Regions from separate parts of the Mus musculus genome. Here region 1 is linked to region 2. The links are chromatin loops, found by intact Hi-C in ENCODE. Cell type or tissue: left cerebral cortex. All regions are shown on one strand.

Evidence for each region. Hi-C counts contacts between places; a loop is a spot of excess contacts. Peaks named below come from ENCODE experiments on the same cell type or tissue, not always from the same donor. Only the 100,000 strongest peaks of a DNase experiment are listed, where the experiment ranks them.
Region 1: it touches region 2 in a loop (7-fold over the local background); 12 of 42 quality-filtered maps call a loop at or near these places.

The regions. Positions count from the first base shown.
Region 1 is chr3:51,483,152-51,485,651 of GRCm38, reverse strand. It overlaps Rab33b (RAB33B, member RAS oncogene family), which reads right to left and starts at 1,686. Exons shown (of 2, transcript NM_016858.2): 1 at 1,072-1,686. The coding sequence starts at 1,320. In left cerebral cortex, a CTCF peak has its summit at 1,401; a DNase peak (open chromatin) is centred at 1,556; H3K4me3 peaks cover 2,142 bases; H3K27ac peaks cover 1,631 bases.
Region 2 is chr3:51,647,407-51,649,906 of GRCm38, reverse strand. It overlaps a transcript of Mgst2 not described here. Among named protein-coding and RNA genes, the nearest start is that of Mgst2, 13 kb to the left of the region's middle. In left cerebral cortex, a CTCF peak has its summit at 1,381 (motif pointing right); a DNase peak (open chromatin) is centred at 1,500; H3K4me3 peaks cover 376 bases.

The sequences.
Region 1 (2,500 bases), 160 kb after region 2:
TAGAGTTAAAGACACGGGTGCTCCCCCCCCACACACACACCTCCATCTCATATGTTTTAAGGAGTAGTATTAAGTAACCCTTAGTAGTTTCGCAACAGTGCCGAGGTTTACAGCATCAGGAGGCCCCTGACTTGTCAAGGATCATTATTCTGCAGTTGAGGAACCCAACCCTTCAGAATCCCAACCTGGCTGCCTTAGACTTCCTACTATGATTACAAAGTCTCAGTAGCTACCTGGGAGAGGGTCTGTTTTTGCAACAAGAGATATGATGTTGGCAAACCACCTAAGAACCATCACATATAAATGCCTCAATGAGAAAACAGATTTTTTTCCCCCTAGATAAATTGGTTATCATACAGAAAACGCCTCAAAGGCAACAGGTTTTACTCCCACAATACTTAGCATCTGTGCAATGCTCAAAAGAATTCCTAGATATAACGGAGGTTTTGTTGTTGTTGTTGTTGTTGTTGTTGTTAAATTGGGGTGTTTGAGGTTTGTTTGGTTGAGACAGGGTTTCTCTGTGTATTCTGTCTATCCAGGAGAGCCCTGTCTATCCTGGAACTAATTAGACCACGCTGATCTCAAACACAGAGATCCTGGTCTCTGTGAGAGTGCTGAGATTTAAGAAGTGTTCCCCCAGGCCCGACTTATAACGGAATTTTCTATGCTTGAAAAATTTCTGAGTTTCTTCCGGTTATACCCCACCACCACCACCACCCAGATTCCCAGCCCAAAACTCTCACTCAAGCAATGGGGGTGGGAGTGGGGGGGTGACCGCCCCCTACACCTCTGTCACTCAAAGTGTGGTCGGTCCACAGACTCATTGCATGTGCGTTATAGGGGAGCTTATCAAATCAGAACGTGCTTTTTTGAAAAACAAGAAGTCCCAGGTAAACCTGATGTACATTAGAGGTGGAGGAACAATGCCTCAGAAGTTTGATAGATACAAACACACTTTCCCACGCCATGGGGCGCACCGCACACTCCTGCCCAGACCCAGGGTGAGGTCCCGACACCTGCCAAGAAGGAGCGGCACTCCGCTGAGACAGCGTCCCCGCCCCACCGGCTCACCTTGATGCGCTCTCCATCAATATCCACGGCTCGCTCTCGGAAGTCCACCCCGATCGTGGCCTCGGTGCGGTCGGGGAAGCGGCCGGCGCAGAAGCGGTAAGTCAGGCACGTCTTGCCCACGTTCGAGTCGCCGATCACTATGATCTTGAAGATGCGGGAGCGGGCGGGAGGCAAACACCCAGACGCCCCTGACACCGCACAGCTGGACGAGAAGCTGACCTCCAGCGACGACTCCATCTCCGAAGTCATCCTCCCGCCCCGCCCCGAGCTGAGCCGGAGCACAGAAGCCGCGGGAATGACGCCACGCCAGCGACAGCGCTCCCTAGCAGTGACAAACGACGCCCAACTCCCCACAGCCCGCGGGCACCGCGGCGCGCGTGCGCGAGCAGCCCCTGCCCACCCAGGTGTGGCGCCCCGCTAAGGCCCCGGCGCACGCGCAGTAGGCCTCCGCCAGTCGGTGCGGTGTACCTGGAAAGATGCGTCGGCGCTCCCTGGCTGGACTGCGGCTCAGAAGGTCCGCCCGAGGGACCTCTATGTGCCGCGCTCCAGCCTTCTGACCGCCTCGCCACGTCCGAGGTTCCCGAGCTCTGGAGGAAGCTGCGCAGCCCCCGGGGGCGGGGAGAGAGAGAGAGACAGCGGAGAGGAAGGAGGCGCGGCCCGGCTGTGGTCTCGCGAGAGGCGGCGGCGCAGTGGCGTCGTGGCCGCCTGGTCGCAGCCGGGGTTGGGGCTTGGAGTTGGGCTCTGAGCATCCCCTGTGCTCACCGCTTCCTCCGGGCCTCCGTGGAGCGGGGCGGAACGGCGTGGGCAGGAGGGTGAGAGGCTACTCAGCTCCTGAACCTGATCTTGGCCGTAGAGACTCTCCTCTACCTCTGCCTTCCCGGTGCTGCAATGAAAAGTGTACACTACCACGACCCGCTCAGTTTGTTTTGTAAAAGAGACAAATTGTTTTCGGCTGGTTTGAGCAACACAAGTCTTAAATCTCTGTGATTCTCTTCAACTCCATAGAGTTCCAGGACAGCCAGGTCTCCTTGAGGCAGGATCTCTCAGTCAAACCCAGAGCTCATTCCATAGAGCTAGTCTTGGTAGCTAACTTGCTCTGGGGATTCTGTCTCCATCTTCCAAGGTAGGAATTACAGGAGGTCTTCCATGCCTGCTCAGCATTGCCTTGGGTTCTGGGGATCCAAATTTAGAACCATCTCCTTATTCCCTTCTTTCCTATCCAGCCCCCCCCCCCCAGGATTTTCATATTGTAGCTAAAGCTGGCCTAGAACCTCACTGTGTATCCAGGCTGGCTCTGATTTTTGTGGGAATCCTGTCTTAGTCTCCTGAATACTAGGGTTACAGGTGTGAGACTATGCCTGGCTGAATGTTACCATTGGTTTAAAATTAAAAATAAGTACCACTTAAGCTGAATGTAATACCACATGCC
Region 2 (2,500 bases):
GAAGATGTGTGCCCTGCCTGACTTATTTCAAGGTGGCTCTACTTAATGAGAGGAAAAATGGACCCTGACCAAGTAGCTCAGTTAAGTGCCACCGCTTACAATACTAATAGAATCCAGCCCACCAAGTCCATGGCAAAGTCACGGCTCTTAACCCGCAGGCCCCCAGAAGCCTTAGGGCTGTGTGAATCTACTCTCCTGAGTGGTATCTTCCGCATACCAGGTTGGGAATGTTCAGCAGTTGAGTCATGTATTTAAAAAAACGTTCTGTCAAAGGAGACAGAGGTCAAGCTACAGGAAGAAGCAAAGTTCCTGCAGGAGCCGCCCTCTGAAATCACATGCCTAGATCCCAAAGCTTGCTAGGGAGAGAGAGGCTATCCTACTGTTTAAGAAAGTCCATGAGAGGAAAATGTTAATGTGTTGTTGTTTCCAATTCGTAAGAATCATCCGTCCTCCCTCTCACCTTTAACCCAAATGGCCAGGTCTAGGCGTGGCTGACGCTGGTCTTCTGCAAGTTATTTTGCCATTGGTGCCTTTGACTTCTGCTGTTGTAAATGTTACTTTAAGATCATAAAACTAGTAATATTCCAGACCTGGAGAAGATCTTATAAACTAGTAATGTAGCCAGGTATGGTGGCACACACCTTTAATGCCAGCATTCAAGAGGCAGAGAGGCAGGGTCAGTATGGGCTCCAGGCCAGTTACTGCTACATAACATGACCCTATCAGTAGTAATAGCCGGGCCTTGGTAGTGTCCCAGATCTAGGGGGCTGCACGCCCCTAACCTGCTTCTTACTCTGGTGCCCACCGAATCTCAACGCACCAGTGCCTACAGCAGAAACTTCAGAACAGCTGTACAGTCATGTTAGGGGAGGGAAATTCAAGGTGGGGGTGAAGCAGGGAAGAGAGATGACTCGTGACAGGGATCACATGGTCCAGTGTCTACTCTTATGGGCGACTTTACCTTGGCAGGTCTTCACAAGATCCTCACAGTAACAACCCACATTTTTCACAAGGAAAAAGTGAGGCACAAAAAAAGACAGAGAGAACTGCCAGGCAGGCATAGTGTTTCGCCTTTAATTCCAGCACTCGGTAGGCAGAAGCAGGCAGATCTCTGAGTTCCAGGACAGCCACAGCTACACAGAAAAATCCTGTCTCCAAAAACAAAACAAAACAAAACAAAAAAGACGAAGGACTTCCGATGATGACACAGTTGATGAGGCGCAAACTCCGCGTGTCACTCTCTCCAGCTCAACACATTGTGCGCTCTTGCGGTCCTCCCATTATATTCAACTCCATCCCTCTTTGCCTGCTCCTTGTCCTGGAGCAGTCTGAGCATAGTAGGATGGACATGGCTCAGAGCTCCCGCAGCCTGCAGTTCTCCAGCCTTGCCACCAGATGGGGCAACTATAGGCAAACTCCTGCCTCTTACCAAAGCTCTTGAGACAGACATGCGTGGGGGGAGCGGCAGCAAGGAGAATGTCAAAACAGAGTTCTATTTAAGAAAGTGAAGCCTTCTGCCTGCCCCTGTCTCCCACCGGGATACTTGGTTGGCTCTCGGCAGGCTATAAGTGAATTAGCTTTTCTTCCTTCCGCAGCCTACTGCTAACCCACATCTGATTCTATTTTCTCTCCATTCCTGACACAGGGCAGGGCACTAATCCCCACCCACGTCAGAGAAGAGAGTGTCCTGAAGAGAGAGGGCGGCGACAGGCTGAGTGATGATGGAGAGGCTTTAAGCTGCAGCTCTTTCCTGCAGCTATTGGAAAGCCTTTTCTCTGGTACACGCCTTCCCGCACACCTACCCAATGCACACACATCACAACGTACAGCCCACACCATGCTCTGATCACATCAGGAGACACACACCGCATCACAACACCTGCGACACACACCACATCACAATACATCACATTGCAGCGATGCTCATTACAGTGCAACAAGAGCAACACATACAGTATACACATCACAACATATATCAAAATTCAGTGTATCTGAACATATACAGCTCACAGGTAACAATGTGTACGTCACATGACAAGACATATACCACACCAAACCACAACACACCACACAACACAAACATATCACAATATAGCAAGTCACACCATATGCATAACACATATGACACACACATCACATGACACTACATGTCTCAACAATGTCAACAATCCATAAAGACATCTGCAGTGCTGTGTTCATTTTTTCCCTTGTTCCTGTGATAAAACACCATGACAAAAGCAACTTAAAGAAGAAAGGGTTTATATTTGGTTCACAAGTAGATGTATGGGGCCATCATGATGCCACCCACAATGGGCAGATCTTCCCACTCCAATTAAACTAATCAAGACTAATGAATCTGGTCTACACAGGCGTGTGCAGAGCCTGTCTCAAATGTGATTGTAGAGGTCAAGCTGACAGCTGAGATTAGCCATCACCGCTGGTCAATGTTTACTGTCAGGGCTGGGAAGACAGCTCAGTGGCTACAAGCAAGTGCTATTCT